Regions from separate parts of the Homo sapiens genome. Here all the other regions are linked to region 3. A link is a contact called in ENCODE Hi-C or POLR2A ChIA-PET data. All regions are on one chromosome and are shown on one strand. The core of a region is the stretch at or near the end of the contact, and the rest is flanking DNA. Distances in the headings are between cores, read along the strand shown. Region 1 holds the start of CASC3 (CASC3 exon junction complex subunit). Region 2 holds the start of LINC00910 (long intergenic non-protein coding RNA 910). Region 3 holds the start of DNAJC7 (DnaJ heat shock protein family (Hsp40) member C7). Region 4 holds the start of DHX8 (DEAH-box helicase 8). Region 5 overlaps RARA (retinoic acid receptor alpha). Region 6 holds the start of KRT10-AS1 (KRT10 antisense RNA 1).

Region 1 (3,142 bases), core at 424-2,923, 1.9 Mb before region 3:
AACATCAGGATCCTTAACCATGTCATTTATAAAAATTTTACTCAGGAAAGGCCGGGCGCGGTGGCTCACGCCTGTAATCCCAGCACTTTGGGAGGCCAAGAACGGCGGATCACGAGGTCAGGAGATCGAGACCATCCTGGCTAACACGGTGAAACCTCATCTCTACTAAAAACATAAAAAGTTAGTCGGGCCTGGCGGCAGACACCTGTAGTCCCAGCTACTCGGGAGGCTGAGGCAGGAGAATGGCGTGAACCCGGGAGACGGAGCTTTCAGTGGGCCGAGATCACCCCACTGCACCCCAGCCTGGGCGACAGACAGAGTGAGACTCCCTCTCAAAAAAAAAAAAAATATTTTACTCAGGGAAGAATTCTATGCCATGGTGGCCTTTGTTTGATAACATACATTATTAACGTGCACTCCTGTAGGTGCACTAAAAACTTAGCTCATGCACTTTGTATATCCTTATAATGGTCCAAAGAAAACACACTGATTCTTTTCAATGGTGGCCAATGCCTTGCCAAAATGAAATAATTTCCATAAACCTTAAGAAGGAAATAATGTCAGGATTTTGAATCAACATCTGTTTCTACTGACCATTTATTTTTAAATAGGTTCTAAAATCCTGACAAGGGCAGTAGCTCATGCCTGTAGTCCCAGCACTTTGGGAGGCTGAGACGAAAGGATCGCTTGATCCCAGCCAGGAGACAAGCCTGGGCAAGAGCGAGACCCCATCTCTACAAAAAACAGAAAAATTAGCCGGGTGTGGTAGTGTGTGCCCGTTGTCCCAACTACTAAGGAAGCTAAGGCAAGGAGGTCACCTGTGCCTGGGAGGTCAAGGCTGCAGTGAGCCGCGCTACTGCACTCCAGCCTGGGCAACAGAGTGAGACCCTGCCTCGAAAAAGCCAAAACAAAACCGGTAATACTGGCATCATACCAGCCTGCACTTTGGGACAGGTGATGGCTGGGGTGGGAAGAAACGTGAAGAGGAAATGAGAACACAGAGAAAACGCTGCAACAAGAAGTCCTCTGGCTTCACTGCAGACAACTGGTTTCTCCTTCGCCCGTTATCTTAAACAAGGCTGGTGCAGCAAATCTGACGCAGCACTACAGCTTTTAAGATTTACCTTGATTCGTGATTTTACCAAGCAAAGGAATGCAGTAAATTGACCTGCTTCAAACGTAGGTAGAAGTGAGAAATGGAAACAGAAAACCATGAAACAGCCCTAGTGTTGCAGTGAAGCTGTGACAGGTTGACTCCTTCCACTCGGGAAGCCCAAGATGGCCGGGCCAGGAACCCGGGAGGCTGCTGAAGTCTCAATTCCCCTCGCCCTAGGCCTGCCCAAGGGAAGTCAGGAGCCGCGCCACGCCCCCTTACATCACCGATAGACGTAATCCGGGTCGGCCGCAAACGTGCCGCAGGCCTAGGCCCCGCCCAGTGCCCCGCCCCTCCCCCAACACACACACACACACACACACACACACACACCCCAACACACACACACACACCCCAACACACACACACACACACACACACACACACACACACACACACACACACACACACACAGCGGGATGGCCGAGCGCCGCACGCGTAGCACGCCGGGACTAGCTATCCAGCCTCCCAGCAGCCTCTGCGACGGGCGCGGTGCGTAAGTACCTCGCCGGTGGTGGCCGTTCTCCGTAAGATGGCGGACCGGCGGCGGCAGCGCGCTTCGCAAGACACCGAGGACGAGGAATCTGGTGCTTCGGGCTCCGACAGCGGCGGCTCCCCGTTGCGGGGAGGCGGGAGCTGCAGCGGTAGCGCCGGAGGCGGCGGCAGCGGCTCTCTGCCTTCACAGCGCGGAGGCCGAACCGGGGCCCTTCATCTGCGGCGGGTGGAGAGCGGGGGCGCCAAGAGTGCTGAGGAGTCGGAGTGTGTGAGTGCGCGCAGGCGGGGCGGGGTGGGGACCGGGCGGCGAGCCGGCCGGGGGCGGGGTGTAGGTGATGCTAGGTAGTCTGTGAGTTGATAGTAGATACTGGGACTTTTTTTTGTTTTTGAGAGAAAAGGGGAGTTATCCCAATGCGAGTTTGCATCCGGAGTTCCAAGGGAAGAAGAAGGATTGGGGGTTTCTGGGAGGATGGTAGAGCCGCTGGAGATGGAAAGCGGATGTTTTATTCAGAAGTCGGGGCTGGAGGGAAGGAGACCAGACCTGCCTTGGCTACTACTTGATAAAGATTTACCTATCTCTGTCTCCCTCTCCAACCATTTTGTGCTGAATCTTCAGCTTTTCACCCACATTTCTTTATTGGGCTCCCCACCTCTGGAAATCACAGAACTAACCCATGTCTTCTGCTTTCTTTCAGGAGAGTGAAGATGGCATTGAAGGTGATGGTGAGTAGCATCTTTTACCCCATTAGGACAAGAGTTTTTTTTAACATAAACTCAGGTCATCTATTTCCAACATCGACATTCTCACACACTGTCACGGATTTAGGGCCACAGAGTGCCTTTTTGTAACATAGTGGTTAAGAGCATAGGCTTTAGCAGTATAGTCTTCAGCAAGTTACCCTCTGAGCCTGTTTCTCCTTTTGTAAGTGGGGACTATAATTTTATCCACGTTGTAGGTTGATGTCAGAATTAAATGAGACTCTTAGTCTGACCTGTAATAAGCAGCCAAAAAATGTTTCTGGGTTTCTTTTTTTCCACATATTTCTGTTTTATTTCAGCTGTTCTCTCGGATTATGAAAGTGCAGAAGACTCGGAAGTGAGTATGACAGGTTTTTTCCTATGGTATAGATCAGAAATGCTTTTTAAAAACGTGTACACACCTTCGTTGCAAACGTACCATGACCTCCGTGTTTATCCTCTTGTGTATTCTTCATTTATGCTTCTGAAAAAGTGTTACAGAAGGTCTTGTTCACTTTAGACCTAGGGAAAACTTGGGGCACGCCGTCTCAAGCCACAGGTGTTATACTGTTAGTTGGCTTCTCTTCCTGTCTGAAGAATATGAGGTTCTAAATAAGAGAGTGAGGATATCTTGAAGTCCTCTGAAAGATGTTTGACAGTTTGTTTTATGCAGTGTAGGTTGAGAAGCCAGCCAATTGGTTATTTTTTTCCAAATCTATCTGAAGACTTTGAAAGGGTAGGATTCGGAATGTTTTG
Region 2 (2,886 bases), core at 252-2,751, 1.4 Mb after region 3:
GCCAAAAGGACGAGAAGAGATGTCGTCGCCTTCCTCCCTGCCATCACCGTCCCACTCTCATCTACATTCAAGACGCGGTGAGAGCCCCAGCCTCGCTCCTTGCCTCATTCACTTTGTCTTGTCCACACCAATATTGACGCCATTACACACTCGGGCTGATTTCTTATTCTCCACGTTTTAAAAGAAAAATCTGCCGGGCGCAGTGGCTCACGCCAGTAATCCTAACACTTTGGGAGGCCGAGGCGGGTGGATCACAAGGTCAGGAGATCAAGACCATTCTGGCAAACACGGAGAAATCCCGTCTCGACTCAGGAGCTCGAGACCAGCCTGGGGAACACGGTGAAACCCCATCTCTACTAAAAATACAAAAAAATTAGCCGGGCGTGCCGGGCGCGGTGACTCACGCCTGTAATCCCAGCACTTTAGGAGGCCGAGGCAGGTGGATCACGAGGTCAGGAGATCGAGACCATTCTGGATAACACGGAGAAACCCCGTCTCTATTAAAAATACAAAAATTAGCCGGGCGTGGTGGCACGTGCCTGTAGTCCCAGCTACTTGGGAGGCTGATGCAGGAGAATCTCTTGAACCTGGGAGTCCGAGGTTGCAGTGAGCCAAGATTGCGCTACTACACTCCAGCCTGGGCGACAGAGTGAGACTCCATCTAAAAAAAAAACAAAAACAAAAAAACAAAAATTAGTCAGGCGTGGTGTCGCGCGCCTGTAATCCCAGCTACTAGGGAGGCTGGGCAGTAGAATCACTTGAACCCGGGAGGCGGAGGTTGCAGTGAACCGAGATCGCGCCACTGCACTCCAGCTTGGGCGACAGAGCGAGACTCTGTCTCAAAACAACAACAAAACAACAACAACAACACAAAAACCAAGAGAAATCTTACACCAGTTCTAGTTCCGGGGTTTCCGGGCTTTCATTTCGAATTTGCATGCCCTGCCCTTTCCCAGGAGGCGTGGCCACCGCGGTTGACTCCACCCCCGGGCCCGCCTCCAGCTAAGGAGCCGCGGCTGGGCTAGGGGCGACTTCCTTGTTTGTATGAGCGAAAAGACTGAACCAAAAGAGACAGGGGGTGAAAACAAGATAGGTCTGTGGAAGAGACCTGTAGGCGGAGAGCGGTCCCTGTTTTCCTGGAGAAAGACGAGTCGCAAGATATCATCACCAGGGGAAACCAGGCTGAGCTGGATCTTTACGTCGTCACCAGTGGGCGGGGAGACCAGCCTTGTACCCACTGGACAGCGGGCCCATTCCGAGTCAGGGAAGCAGAAGGCCTGGAGGAGCTTCGGGGAGCAGGGGCTGGAGTTCCTCTGCCAGGCAGGAGGCTGACACCAGACACCGGGCAGAGGGAGGCGGCGCATGGACGGCGAGGGCCCAGCAAGGATTCTCCCCAGCCCCTGTGCCTGCGTCTCCTGCGGCTTCTGTGCGCGGACCGTGTCCTGTGCTGTGTAGGGAAAGCTGCTTCTCTGCTTGGGACGTGGATTCCTTTACCCTCCTCCTCGCCTGACTACTTCTGACGCGGGTCGTCAGGACTCCGCTTGGGTGTCACCCGTCCAGGAAGCCTCCCTTAATTAAGGGCCCTCGGCACCCACCCCATATGTGATTAGCAGCCCTCCTGTGTATTTCATCGCACCTCGTTGTTTATATCAACTACTCCACTCACCACCCTTCTGGGCAGTCCTTTATCTCCCCCTCTGAAATCCGATCGCTGAGGGCTGGGACCCTCATCAGTACTTATCCCCGTTTCTCTGCGCTAGTCTAATTAGTGCCTGGCAAGTTGAAGGCGCTCAGTAAACGTTTGTGGAGCGAAGAAACGACGGATAGGGCGTAATGAGCACGACACACGCAATCAGAGAGGACGCAGTTAGGAGGCTATTGGCCCGGGGCAGGCGTGAAGGGGGAAGATCGGGCTCGGGGTGGGAGGACACCAGAGGGCGGGGTGACTGTCGGGGTGCTCTGGAGGAAGATGGGCGTCAAGGCCCCCAGCAAGGTTGGGATAAATTTTCTCTCTGAGGCACAGACTGCCGCCTGTAGCGTCAGCATTTACCATTCCCGTCCTCCTTCCTAACACAACAGTTGAGATGAGAGTTTATGGCTCTTTTATTTGATTTCAGAAAAGCAAGAAGGTATCATAGATCCGATAGTGACACTCAGTCAGTCATGCTCCCCCTGCAGGATGGAAAGCCGGATGGCAGGGATTGCCTGGTGAACAACCAGGTCAAAAAATATAAACTGTGCCTTTCCCAATGCCAGCCTCGGGTCCGAGGGCTCTACGTGCATTATCTCTTTTAGTTCACTCGACAGCCCTAAGAGATGGGCGTTATTATTAGCCACGGCCAGGATTAGGGTGAGGTCATTCCTCTAGGTTCGAATTTCAGGGGGTGATCCTCCAGAACCCTTCAGTAATCAAAATAAATAATAGTTCAATGCAATATATCTTATCTCGATTATAAGATAATCAAGCCATTTATCTGGATTGCTGAGTCTTTTGGTGCCCCCTTATTTTTTTTTTTAACCTCTCAGCAAGTGTTTCCCTCATTTCACTTTACCCCAGTCTCCACCGAGTCATTGTCATCTCCATTCTATTACCCTGTGAAGTGCAATATGGCAGCCACCCACCTCGGCCTCCCAAAGTGCTGAGATTATAGGCGTGAGCCACTGCGCCTGGCCTGTCTGTCTGTCTGTCTATCTATCTATCTATCTATCTATCTATCTGTTCTTTTTTCTGAGACGGAGTCTCGCACTGTCGCCCGGGCTGGAGTGCAGTGGCGCTATCTCAGCTCACTGCAACCTCCGCCTCCCGTGTTTAAGCGACTCTCCTGCGTCAGCCTCCCAAGTAGCTGGGACTACAGGTGCGTGCCACCACACCGGACTGATTTTTTG
Region 3 (3,077 bases), core at 555-3,054:
GAGATCGAGACCATCGTGGCTAACAGGGTGAAACCCCATCTCTACTAAAAATACAAAAAAAAAACAACAATTAGCCGGATGTGGTGGTGGGCACGTGTAGTCCCAGCAACTGGTGAGGCTGAGGCAGGAGAATGGTGTGAACTCAGGAGGCGGAGCTTGCAGTGAGCTGAGGTCGCGCCACTACACTCCAGCCTGGGCGACAGAGCGAGATTCCGTCTCAAAAAATAAAAAATAAATAACCTGTGGCCAAATCCCTATTTACAGTATAAAGAACCACTGAACTCTTTCCAAATACAAGTAAATCTCTACAATTAATTTAAGCTCCGTCTGCACTGGGAGGAATTTTGTTTCCCATTGTGCAGCTCTTTAATGATGTATAAGGGTTGATGATGCTTAGCTTTAAATATCTAGGAAGAAGTAGGAACAACATGAAAGCTCAAAATTAAGAACAGAGACTGGACTCTGGTGTCCTGGCTTCTCTGATATCCCAGGGGCCTATTACACTTTGTCAGGCCCCTCAGCTCCCAGCAGATCAGGAACTTGAGATCTGGCTGTGGTAACCACCCTCAAGCTTGATAACTATTCATTGCGTCCGAGTACTTCTTATATTTCGAACTCATTAGATAGTAAAAATCTCAGAATCCTGATTTCAGATCTCATGAACTAATTCTACATCACCGCCTCAAATTACCCAGCCTGAAGACACAACGGGCTTGGTATGAAGATATAAAGTATGTTGCAAAGAGACTGAGGGCACTGTAGATATCTTGAACAAAAGGGTCAGACTAACCCGCAGCTGATAAGGAAAGGGCTCCAAACTTCTAGAACCTTCTTGTCAATTCTGCTTTAGGATTAGAACAAGTATGACTACCCACAACTCTGTTCCAACCCCACTTCCAATAATCTGGCCTAACTGTTGCCAGAATCTAGAGCGTTCTCGAAAACCACTCACTCAGCAGCTCCCTTGGCTAGTCCGACTGGCAATCTCGAACCACTGCGGCTGCTTCGGAGTGCCAACAGCGCCCAAGCAGTTGCCCTCTTCCTTGGTGCTTAACTTAAGAAAGAACAGTGCTGGGAAGGATAAAGATCACCCAGGAAGGACAGGGGAAGAGGAGTCTGACGTAGAGAACACGAGATAAGCCCCTCGCTCTTCCTTTTTTTCTCTGTCATCTTTGACTTCTGGGATAACCGGGGGCAACCAGGTCAATTATGGAGACACACAATCACTTCGAACCCAGACTAGTGATCGCTGGGGTATAATTACAAGGGAAAACGGGGTGAGGAGAGCAAAGGTTTTGGAGACGGAAAGTGCAGACAGGCAACAATGCACAGAAGTTAACAAGAGAACGCGGGGGTCGGGGGCGATGTAAGGAAGTCGTCATCGACGCCGCGCCGCTTCCCCCACCTCGCACCAGACCTCTGAAATTGCCCTCGGAGACTCGGCCTCTCCTATAAGGACGATCGTCCTCTCAGCTGGAGAACAAGGCCATGCCTCAGCTCCTACGCCAGGCGGAAGCGGGAGAGGAAGGCCGACCCCCAAGAGCGCCCCTTCAGGGGGTCCATCCGGCCTTGATCTCAGATGGGGGGGTGTTTGCGGAGGGCGGGGCATCGCCTCAACAGCTGGGGGCTGCATCATGGCAGGAACGAGTTTCCCTGAGCCACGGAGCTGCAGGTCGCCTCCTCTACTACCCTGCTACCCGGTTACCTCTTCGCCTCTTGGTCGTCGAGCAGCTCCGGCTCGGTCGCCGCCATTACCACATCGCACTCCGCGGCAGCCGCCATCTTACCGCCGGGACCAGAGAGCTGGGTGGGAGGCCGGCGGTGAAGAGCACTTCCGGTTGGAGCATAGAGCAGCTCCGCGGCGCCGCGCCCAGAAGGGCTCCCTCGGGCTCGTCTACCAGAGAGAGGCTCCGCTTGGGGCCAGAGCGGCCTCCCGCCCCCGGATGTCCACGGTGGTCTCCGCGCCGGGGCGGGAGCCCAGGGGCTGTGCCGGTGCGTAGGCGGCGCCACTTTACCCGTGGGTGGGAAGGCGGGGTGTACCGGTGGTAGCCTCTCTAGGGCTTGGCTGCTTTCAGTATTCCAAGAGCCTCATTGCCATAGCAACTTCCAATCCTAGAGAGTCTTCCTGAAAGGCTCCGTGGAGTCTGGGTTGCGTGGGGACCAGGTGACCCAAGACTCTGTAGGGAAGGAGTCCCCACTGCTACCTTTCCGACCTTGGAGTGTGTCCACAGCTTCTTCCCGGGAAAGTCAAGAGACACTTTGAGCTCAGTTCCCCCAGCTTTCATCGTTCTCTGGAAGCCCTGCCCAGTCAAGCCAGGGGAACGCAGGGCGTCTTCACCCTGCGCCTTTCATCCACTCCGGATCTCCAAACACCAACTGGTTCATCACCCTAATGACGCTGACCCTTTTACAAGGCTCCTTTCATGTCAGCCGCCTGGGAGTGCCATCTCAGCATTAAGCCTAGGAAAGCTGACACATGGCGCCCCAGACCCTGCCCTGGAGTTTATAAGGAAGCTCGCGGGGTGAGGTCCTTGCTCTTGTGTCCCCAGTACTCCCACCTCTTATATAAACTCTCTACTCATCACGCTTGCCTTGCCGAATGCGGTCTGGATTGAGAATTCATAGGGGACAAGGGCACAGTTTAACTGTCTTTGTTGTTATTCCCTCACCCAAACGACTATTTGTGGAGCTGAATTAAATTGGAGCTTTCTGGGGTTAAATTGGAGGAGTATGAGGAGTAGCTTTACAATGTAAAGCTAAGAGTAAAATAAGAAGAGGGCAAAGGAATTTTAAAAGGATTTACCTGTTTGTTCCAGGAAAACAGCATGTGCCAATGCTCATACTCTGCCTATCCCAGTGTGGAGGGAGCTGAAACCACAGCGACCACTGAGTAGGGAGGGATAGGACAAGCTCACTAGGTTGGAAAGGAGGGGTCATTCGTTGAGCCAATCACTCAGCCCTTTCCAAAACGCCTACTCTGTGCTAGGTTGTGAGGGCACAAGACTTACAGACCACCTGCCCTGCCTGCCAGTGGCTCATAGTCCAGTCTAATGCTAGCCAACCTGTCTCACCATCTT
Region 4 (2,946 bases), core at 114-2,613, 1.5 Mb after region 3:
AGTGCAGTGGCGAGATCTCAGCTCACTGCAACATCCACCTCCCAGGTTCAAGCAATTCTCCCGCCTCAGCCTCCCTAGTAGCTGGGACTACAGGCACATACCATCACGCCCAGCTAATTTTTGTATTTTTAGTACAGACGAGGTTTCACCATGTTGGCCAGAGTGGTCTTGAACTCCTGACCTCAAGTGATCCGCCCGTCTCGGCCTCCCAAAGTGCTGGGATTACAGGGGTGAGCCACAGTGCCCAGCCCCTGGGGGAATAAGTTCTGAGAGGACACAGGAAAACTGGGGATTGAAAAGCAGGTTTTCACAAGAGTGGAGGCAGCTGGCTCTGTGGGTTCCCAGACTAAGGGGATCTGTGCTTGACAGACCAGAGGCCAGTTCTGTGACCATCATCTCAGCCTTGAATTTTTTTTTTTTTTTTTTTGAGACAAAGTCTCACTCTGTCGCCCATGCTGGAGTGTAGTGGTGTGAACTCAGGTCACTCCAACCTCTGCCTCCTGGGTTCAAGCGATTCTTGTGCCTCAGCCTCCCGAGTAGCTGGGACTACAGGCGCCCACCACCACCACGCCCGGCTAAGTTTTCTATTTTTAGTAGAGATGGAGTTTCGCCACGTTGGCCAGGCTGGTCTGGAACTCCTGACCTCAAGTGATCCACCAGCCTCGGCCTCCCAAAGTGCTGGCATTACAGGCGTGAGCCACTGCACCCGGCCTAGCCTTGTGATATTAACAGTAACTGTCATTTGCGGTGTGCCTACTCTGTGTCACACTCCTTGCAGTTATTCCATTTAGGGTAGAGCAACATTATTCTAGTTTACAGATGAGAAAACTAAGGCCCCAGAGATTGATTTGCCCAAGCAGCCAGCTGGCAGTGGAAGTGCCAGTTTCTTCGTGTGTAAAACAAGAGAAGGCAATCTACTGCCTACTGGCTTGTCAAGGGTCACTTGAGATCGGACGACAGGAACCACAAAGAAGTGAGGCCGGGAATTTGCGGATCCACAGTAAAGCAAGTTTGTCTTTTTCCAGACGTGCATTAAGATTCCTTTTTCAAGTGTTCTAAAGCGCAGGCGCAGGCTGTTTTGCGGTTGCCTCCCGGCGCCTCTTGTGCAGGCCGGGGTCGCCCTCTGCCGACCCAGGGCGGGAGCGCGCTGAGTGAACGTTTCCAGGCCTGAGGGCGGGCGGAGATTTTTCTCGCCTGTAGAGGGCGCAGATCGGCGTGCAGAGTAACCCACTCTAGTTGTCCCTTCCTTAAGCACTTCCTGTTTGATCTCTATGATCCATCCTGTTGGGACTTGATTCGTTCCTCAAATTTTCAATTTACCGTAAACAAAGGGGACGCGCGCTGACCCGGAAGTGAAAGCTGGAACCCGGCCGGAGTAGCTCTGAGCGCCGGCTGTGAGGAAGGAGGTTCTGGGCAAGCTATAGCCATGGCTGTGGCTGTAGCCATGGCGGGAGCCTTAATCGGGTCGGAGCCAGGCCCCGCGGAAGAACTTGCCAAACTCGAGTACCTGTCTTTGGTGTCAAAGGTTTGCACTGAGCTGGACAATCACTTGGGGATCAACGACAAGGACCTTGGTGAGCTCGGGGAGGTCCCTGGGACCTCAGTTTGGGATTGAGGGAAGCGGAAGGAGGAAGGAGGAAGGAGAAAGGTGGTTGATGGACCGAAAGTATGTTCGTGTGAATCTGTCTCTCTCTGTCGCAGACACCGGTGCCCAGGGTACACGCTGCCGTGGCCTCGGCTTGAGAGCCCTCGAGAAACTTTAGAAACTTTCCCAGAGCTGTCAGTGAAGCCCGGGGCGGTCATCTCTGCTTGATTGTTTTTTGTTTGTTTTTTCAGCCTCAATTAAACATGTTTAACAACAACAGCAGCAGATGCTGCGATGACGACGATGATGGCTGACGTTTATTGGGTGCTCACTATGTGCTAGATGCGATGCTCAGCTCTTTATTGACATTATTTTATTTGGTCTTCACGCCACTCTGTGACATAGTAGTTAGCGTCTGTGCTTTTAACTGTGTTCTTTGACCGTTCATCCTGTACTCTTTTTTGAGGCAGGGCCTCGCTCTGTTTCCCGGGCTGGAGTGCAGTGGCACGATCTCGGCTCACTGCAGCCTCCACCTCCTGGGCTCAAGCAGTCCTCCCACCTCAGCCTCCCGAGTAGCTGGGACTACAGGCGGGCGCCACCAAGCTCGACTCATTTTTAAATTTTTTGTAGAGACGGGGGTCTCACTGTATTGCCCAGGCTGGTCTCGAACTTCTGGGCTCAAGCAGTCCTCTTCCCTCGGCCTCCCAAAGTGTTGGGATTACAGGCGTGAGCCATTGCGTCCTGTACTATGTCTTAAACACCAGTCACTAGATGTTTTGGGGCAAACTACATCTGGGGAGCCGAAACTGAGGAATTAGAAAAGGCTAGGGTCCTAAAGCTAAAGCCATAGACAGATGGAGCCTTTATGAAGGTACAGAGGATGGATGGGATCAAGGGCAACCAATGGATGGATTGACCTTTGGTACGTACAGCAAGGCTTCTTCAGTTGTAACAGGAGCGAGGACAGAGAATACAGTTGCAGATTCAGATGAGTTTAGAGATTGGTGGTGGGAAGATGAGTGAGAGAGTTCCAGCCCACTCTTCAGTTTCCTAAATGAAGATAAAGTCATCAACCGGAGGGATGGAAGGGAAGGGGCAGGTGACAGGAGGGGTTAGGGAAGTTAGACGAGTGACCTTTGGTAAGATTCATAGTTTCTCTGAAGCTGTTTTTCTCATCTGTGAAGTGGGACGATGTCTTCACAGGGTCACCATATAGCATTTAGGAAGATGCCCTGCAGCCAGTATATTTTAGTTTACTTTTTTCTCTTGCCTCCCAGCCAAGATGTGTCTGTCCTATATAACTTTTCCCGCAGGATTCTTCTCTTTTAGTTGATAATGAGGTGATAATTTCGTCGGTTTTG
Region 5 (2,835 bases), core at 247-2,746, 1.7 Mb before region 3:
CAAAAGAAGGGAGCAGGGCTGAGGAGTGGGGAGATTACTACTGGCTTCTGATCGCTAGTCAGAAGGAGGCCCCCTCTGAGGCCTGGAGGCAGGGAAAGTTGGGGCAAGTTGGGGTGTGTATGGGGAGAAAACTCAATGGAGAATTGTGGTCCCTCAGAATTCAGTCTGCTTTCTGTCTTCTGCCTCAGGCTCTCCCCACAGGCCACCATGCTGCACAGCTGCAGGGGGAACCATTCCATAGACTATGATGTGAATGGCACCCCCTGGGGTTGTTCAAGGCCCTGCCTGTGTAGCCACACGTGGTGCATCTGTCTCCCACCTTCTTCCTTCAAATTAGTTCAGACCCACCTGGAAGGAGGTGTTCCAGACAGGCCTTAATCCAACACCCTCTCCCCTACCCTGCCTCATGCCACTCAACATCTCCTATTCCTCTGCTGCCCACCCCCAACGCACCAAGCAAGTCATGGTGCACCACCAATTGTGGTTCAGAAGCCCCTCCCCTTCTCTCTACGCAGTTTCTGTGTCTCTTGGGGGCTGATTTATCATACCCCCCATCAAGCCTACTGCAGTGTGTGAGAAATCAATAGTGCAAATGGATTGAGGCTGTTTAGCCTGTCAACTCTCCTTGGGCCCCACCAACTCTTCTGGGACTTGCGGAGTTGCTCAGTCCCCTTCTGGCTCAACATACACATATTTAGTGGTTGTAGCCAGAGCACTGAGCACAGGAATTATTCTTTCTGTTGGTCTCTGTCTCATTCTCTCTCATATACTAGGCTGGTCTTAACATGACAAATACTCTTGAACATTTATTTTCTAGCTTGGGTGGACGGGCTTAAAGGGCAGTAGGCTGCCAGCCAGAGGTAGGGAGGGAGGCAGGTGGGTGAGGGATATGGCGGGTGGAGGGGTGGGGTGGGGGTGGGGACGAGCTGGGGAAGGGATTGGGTGACAGCCCACCCCATCAGCTCTGGTAACTCAATCCCTGCACCCCACCCTCCCAATTTCCCTCCTGCTCAACAACTTCAGCAGCTGCTGGCAGAAGCAAGGCTGGCAGAAGTGTGTTTGAGTGCATGTGTATATGAGGGGAGAGGGTGAGAGGGGCTGTGGGGGCAGGGAGTGCTGCCAGGACATGTTAAAGGAGACTCACAGCCTGGGTACAACTTGGGTGGCAGGAGGAGGTGGGGCAGGTGGGAGAGTGGGTGGTGAGTGATGGGCAGGCTGCAGTGGGGGCAGGGCAGCACAGGGGTCTCACAAAACTTGTTGGCACTGGAGCGGGGCCTGGTGTGGTGGGGGTGGGCAGTGGTGAGGGGGCAGGGGCTGGCACAGACATTGCTGGCCCCAGAATGCTGAGGCCCATTCTTTGCCAGGGGGCGCATGTAACCATGGAGGGACAGTCTGCCCCTGTCTGCAATCCTTGGGCTGTGCCTGCTGGGCATCACAGTCTTGGTGGTGACTAAGTCACTTCTGTCCTGGGGCTGGCAAGGTGCCAGGCTCAGCTCTTCTCGGTAGGTGAGTCACTGCCCTGGCATCTCCCCCGGATGCAGCTGAGTCACCCAGCCATGCCTGCTAGGCAGGTGGGCACCAGGCTTGTGGTGGGGGTGGAGGGCTATGTGTGCAGCCCCCAGTGTCTTCTCTGATCTCTCTCTGGCATGTCCTGGCCCCACCCATAAACCTGCAGAGCCAGGCAAGGATGGCGCTTCTCCCTTGTGATCCACTAAGGGGTGAAGGAAAAGGTAGCAGGGCACAGAGTGGAGTCATACATGTTTGATTTGGAGTAAGTAGGGGAGGAAAGAGTTGAGGAGGGAACATTGATTGGGTTATATGTATATATATATATATATATATGCTTATATGTGTATATATATATATATATATATATATATATATATATATATACACACACACACACACACACACACGTATATATTTATTTATTTTAACAAAAAAGACACAGGGTCTTGCTATGTTGCCCAGACAGGTCTTGAACTCCTGGAGTCAAGCAACTCCTGGCGTCCCATCTTGGCCTCCCAAAGTGCTAGAATTAAAGGTGTGAGCCACCATACCTGGCCTGGGTTTGAATCCCAGCCCTGCCATTGACAAGCTGTATGACGTTGAGGAAGGCAATTTTCTTTTTGAGCCTCAGTTTTTTCATCTCTACAATGGCAACAGGAGCCTGCCCCTTCAGGACTGTGAGAATCAAATGGAGTGGGACTATTAAGGTACTTGTGGGAGGAGCTCCTTTTGGGATGAGCTAGGAGGCTTGGGAGGGGAAGAGGAGTCAGCTGGAGCTGGTTCCAACAAACTCCCGCACCATGGTCTTGGAGGGCCAATTGCTTCTCATCATCTCTTCGGAGTATCACTTAATGCTGTTCTTCAGGAGTTTCCACAGGCTGTGAGAAGACAGCCTTGTTGTACTAGAAGTGTGGGCCCTCCTAGGGTGTCTCAGAGCTATATTTTATCTCTTTTGACTACTGAGAACTGCCACTGGCCCTGGTACCTGTCCAGACTCTCTTCCTTCACTTCCTCTAGTTTGAAGAGGGATGGGGCTCAGACTCCTCCCCCAGCCTATCTCCTGTGTGCAGGGAAACAGTAGGCCCCAAGGAGTGTCCTTCTTAGAGTGAGGCGCCCCGAGCCTGTGGCTTTTCTCTCTCTGCTAGTTTCCTGCTGCTCCCTGGGTACCCTTCTCTCCTCCTGCATCAGAGTCCCTGGTGGGAGGGGGTGGTGGAAGCCCTGTTATGAGCCCAGCATAGCTGGAGTTCAACTGCTGCTGCAGATTGAAGACTCCTGGTCCCCCACCTGGGGACCTCTCCTGCCTTCTGCAGTCAAGCTTGGGTAGGG
Region 6 (2,987 bases), core at 49-2,548, 1.2 Mb before region 3:
CCAGGATTGAAATAATTTAAAGCCAGAGAGCTGGGAGCCTTCCACATATTGTGTATCTTAAAGAGTAATATTGGGGATTTACAGACTTTACTCAGTGAATTTACTGACGGTGGTCTGAACATACATGATTAAAAAACTTAGAAAAGGCATGACAATAGTTCTGTCTTCCGAATTTCTGGATACATCAACCTTCAACTGCTATGGGTTACTAATCTTTAATTTTAAAGAGTATTATGTACTTAAGTAAAGATAAATTCTGACAAATTGGGATAGTTTGCATCAGTAAGAAAGTTTATTGAAATTCATTAGTAAATGAGAACAGAAAGTTGTTTTTCTTTCCATTAAAGAACACTTTCTGGTAAAGTGAAAAGAAGAAATACAGAAACCACAAAACACCTTGTAGACACCTTATTTTCAAGGTCTATTTCCATAGACCATCAAGACAGAAGTGTTTTCTTGGAGACTTTGTTTTCCATGCATCTGTAAATAATGGTCTGTGTGAAGGGAGACTCTTTCCTCTTGATGCAGTTTAATAGTAGTGTTTCTTGGTTTCTGATTCAACCATAGATGAAAGAACTCTACCGTCGGGCGCCACCTCTTCAATAATTGTCTTGATTACTCTGGTTTTGTTAGTATCTGTGTGAATGATGGAAAAAAAATTTTAAACAGTCTGTAGGGATCCTTAGTAATTAACAAGCAAATATTGTAAAAAGAAGGAAATTTCAACTTTACATTGTTAAGCCCAAAAAAATGCTTAAGGTATGACATTTTGATCATGCCATTTTTCACGGCTGGTGTTAAGAGTAGTTTGTGAACAAATGCAAACGGAACCGTCTCTAAGATTTTTAATTTTTTAAAACAACTCTAGAGCTTAAAGCGCAAAAAAACCATCACAGGAAGTTAAAACTAATTCTGATTACCCCAGCTAGTTTCTGCTGACCTTGGTCCCTTAGATGAAGACTCGCCCACGGACCCGGAAGAGGAGGACTTGTGGCCTCCGCTGGAGCTGCCGCCGCCGTATCCGCCGCCGGAGCTGCTGCCGCCGCCGGAGCTGCCGCCCCCGTAGCCGCCGCCGCCGCCGCCGGAACTGCCACCACCGTAGCCGCCGCTGGAACTGCCGCCGTGGCCGCCGCTGGAGCTTCCGCCCCCGTAGCCGCCGCCGGAGCTTCCGCCGCCGGAGCTTCCGCCTCCGTAGCCGCCGCCGGAACTGCCGCCGTGGCCGCCGCCGTGGCCGCCGCCGGAGCTTCCGCCGCCGGAGCTTCCGCCGCCGTAGCCGCCGCCGAAACTTCCGCCGCCGCGTCCGCCGCCTCCGGAACTAAACGGGGTGAGGTCACATTCGGTTATCTCTAACGTTGGAAAACGGTGGGTAGCTTTCCAGTTGCCGTTAATTTAGAAAATAAGCAAAACGTGTTGAAAAAATAAAACCCTGCCAGGTATATATTTTAAAACCCATCCTTTGAAAACAATGTTAAGTTCACAGAACTCTTAAGAATCATTTTGGGCCAAATTCATGAGAAAGTGAGATTGCGGTTGCGTACTCCTTTTTCTGTACTCTACCCTCTCTCCTCCCTTCCTCTCATTCTCTGGCATCTTCTTGGGGTTTAGATAAGCCTTGCTATCTGGAATATTGAATAAAAGAAACTGGGATAACTTTTCATTTTAAAATTTACCTTCCCTCTCCTTCTAGCAGGCTGCGGTAGGTTTGAATTTCATTCTCCAGTCGGATCTTAATATCCAGGAGTTGTTGGTATTCAGTATTCTGGCACTCGGTTTCAGCTCGAATCTGTTGCAACTGTTCTTCCAGAGCGGATATCTGGGCCTGAATCTGTGAGAGCTGCACACAGTAGCGACCTTCTGTTTCTGCCAAGGAGGCTTCCAGGGATTGTTTCTGAAACGGATTTTTTTGTGGCTTAGTGACTTCCTTGTTCAGTTGAGTATGGTGACGCTTATTTGATTATTTAGTAAGGCATTATATAGAAGAATAAGAAAATGAACAGAATTTGTTGTATGTTTAATGGCACCATTTCAGTTTCAGCACTTTTAGATCAACACTAGTAGTACTTTTCCTCCATTAACATGAGCTTCACTTTGTTTTCTCTTTCTTACCTCCAACTCTGCATTTTTTTGTTGCATTGCATATTCTTAGGTGAGCATGAAACTTTGTATGATAAAGTTGAAGTCATTTCATGAGAGTTAACATACCAAGGCCAGTTGGGACTGTAGTTCTATCTCCAGAGCTTGTACATTACGTCTCAATTCAGTAATCTCAGATTTATAGCTGGATATCTGTTCAATGTTATTATCAATTTCTGTAGTCAGTTCCTTGCTCTAGAGTATTAAAAACAAGGAAAAGGGTGAGGAAATTCTGAAATGATAAAACCTCCATGAGTTTCACTATAAGGAAGATTACTTTACCTTTTCATTGAACCAGGCTTCAGCATCTTTGCGGTTTTGTTCAGCAAGTTGTTCATATTGGCTTCTCATGTTATTCAGAAGTTGAGTCAGATCAACACCCGGGGCAGCATTCATTTCCACATTCACATCACCAGTGGACACATTTCGAAGGTCTTTCATTTCCTGTTTGAGGAACAGAAAGATTTATTGGCTACACGAGGACCATAATGAACTCTCTTTTGGCTGGGAAAAGTATAACTTTTGTGTCACCTCCTCGTGGTTCTTCTTCAGATAGGCCAGCTCTTCAGTCAGGCTCTCAATTTGCATCTCCAGGTCAGCCTTGGTCAGGGTCAGCTCATCCAGCACCCTACGCAGGCCGTTGATGTCAGCCTCCACGCTCTGGCGCAGAGCTACCTCATTCTCATACCTGAAACAAGCATGATATCAATACTGGTTATAACTTATATAGGGGAGATGTATCTGGGCAGAGACTATTTAAAAAGCAGCTACATAGTTGATCTCATGTAATGGCAATATTTGTCATGTACAGTTCTCTTAGAAGTAATAGTGGTTTAATGGAAAAAACCTTAGCA

What was found. Hi-C counts contacts between places; a loop is a spot of excess contacts on that map. ChIA-PET counts read pairs that join two places held with the same protein, here RNA polymerase II (POLR2A). Pooled maps may share reads with other maps.
Region 1: a pooled map shows a loop between it and region 3 (5-fold over the local background). The contact joins the promoter of CASC3 here to the promoter of DNAJC7 in region 3. A Hi-C loop is called at or near these places in 2 of 168 maps with a recorded cell type or tissue (ascending aorta and tibial artery) and 1 of 50 pooled maps.
Region 2: a loop to region 3 is called in a map of naive thymus-derived CD4-positive, alpha-beta T cell, with 12 times the contacts of the local background. The contact joins the promoter of LINC00910 here to the promoter of DNAJC7 in region 3. A Hi-C loop is called at or near these places in 1 of 168 maps with a recorded cell type or tissue (naive thymus-derived CD4-positive, alpha-beta T cell) and 4 of 50 pooled maps. POLR2A ChIA-PET finds 5 or more read pairs at or near these places in 1 of 52 experiments (activated CD4-positive, alpha-beta T cell).
Region 4: a map of CD8-positive, alpha-beta T cell shows a loop between it and region 3 (15-fold over the local background). The contact joins the promoter of DHX8 here to the promoter of DNAJC7 in region 3. A Hi-C loop is called at or near these places in 1 of 168 maps with a recorded cell type or tissue (CD8-positive, alpha-beta T cell) and 10 of 50 pooled maps. POLR2A ChIA-PET finds 5 or more read pairs at or near these places in 1 of 52 experiments (HEK293).
Region 5: a pooled map shows a loop between it and region 3 (3-fold over the local background). The contact joins the enhancer-like site here to the promoter of DNAJC7 in region 3. A Hi-C loop is called at or near these places in 7 of 50 pooled maps.
Region 6: a loop to region 3 is called in a map of B cell, with 26 times the contacts of the local background. The contact joins the promoter of KRT10-AS1 here to the promoter of DNAJC7 in region 3. A Hi-C loop is called at or near these places in 4 of 168 maps with a recorded cell type or tissue (B cell, CD4-positive, alpha-beta T cell, CD4-positive, alpha-beta memory T cell and 1 more) and 9 of 50 pooled maps. POLR2A ChIA-PET finds 5 or more read pairs at or near these places in 1 of 52 experiments (CD4-positive, alpha-beta T cell).

What each region holds. Positions count from the first base shown.
Region 1 is chr17:40,138,864-40,142,005 of GRCh38, forward strand. CASC3 (CASC3 exon junction complex subunit) reads left to right here and starts at 1,674. Exons shown (of 14, transcript NM_007359.5): 1 at 1,674-1,916; 2 at 2,344-2,371; 3 at 2,707-2,744. The coding sequence starts at 1,686. RefSeq lists enhancers at 1,285-2,225, 1,691-1,990.
Region 2 is chr17:43,387,397-43,390,282 of GRCh38, forward strand. LINC00910 (long intergenic non-protein coding RNA 910) reads right to left here and starts at 1,502. Exons shown (of 6, transcript NR_027412.1): 1 at 893-1,502. It also overlaps the pseudogene RNU2-4P. RefSeq lists enhancers at 1-68, 69-584, 875-1,628, 1,082-1,311, 1,629-2,382 and a silencer at 1,225-1,519.
Region 3 is chr17:42,015,635-42,018,711 of GRCh38, forward strand. DNAJC7 (DnaJ heat shock protein family (Hsp40) member C7) reads right to left here and starts at 1,805. Exons shown (of 14, transcript NM_003315.4): 1 at 1,706-1,805. The coding sequence starts at 1,782. It also overlaps a transcript of NKIRAS2 not described here. RefSeq lists enhancers at 1,014-2,213, 1,324-1,373, 1,444-1,853 and a silencer at 1,964-2,113.
Region 4 is chr17:43,482,612-43,485,557 of GRCh38, forward strand. It overlaps DHX8 (DEAH-box helicase 8), which reads left to right and starts at 1,364. Exons shown (of 23, transcript NM_004941.3): 1 at 1,364-1,574. The coding sequence starts at 1,427. RefSeq lists enhancers at 1,057-1,899, 1,199-1,628.
Region 5 is chr17:40,313,280-40,316,114 of GRCh38, forward strand. All of the region lies in intron 1 of RARA (retinoic acid receptor alpha), which reads left to right. It overlaps LOC105371934 (a long non-coding RNA gene), which reads right to left. Exons shown (of 2, transcript NR_189654.1): 2 at 1,914-2,835. Among named protein-coding and RNA genes, the nearest start is that of RARA, 5.5 kb to the left of the region's middle. Within about 2 kb of position 1,497, at least 25 of the 41 ENCODE cell types and tissues checked have a DNase peak (open chromatin) inside an H3K27ac peak, as active enhancers do.
Region 6 is chr17:40,817,847-40,820,833 of GRCh38, forward strand. It overlaps KRT10-AS1 (KRT10 antisense RNA 1), which reads left to right and starts at 1,299. Exons shown (of 3, transcript NR_160888.1): 1 at 1,299-1,362. It overlaps KRT10 (keratin 10), which reads right to left. Exons shown (of 8, transcript NM_000421.5): 3 at 2,665-2,821; 4 at 2,416-2,577; 5 at 2,203-2,328; 6 at 1,671-1,888; 7 at 941-1,315; 8 at 271-636. The coding sequence ends at 630. RefSeq lists an enhancer at 1,809-2,987.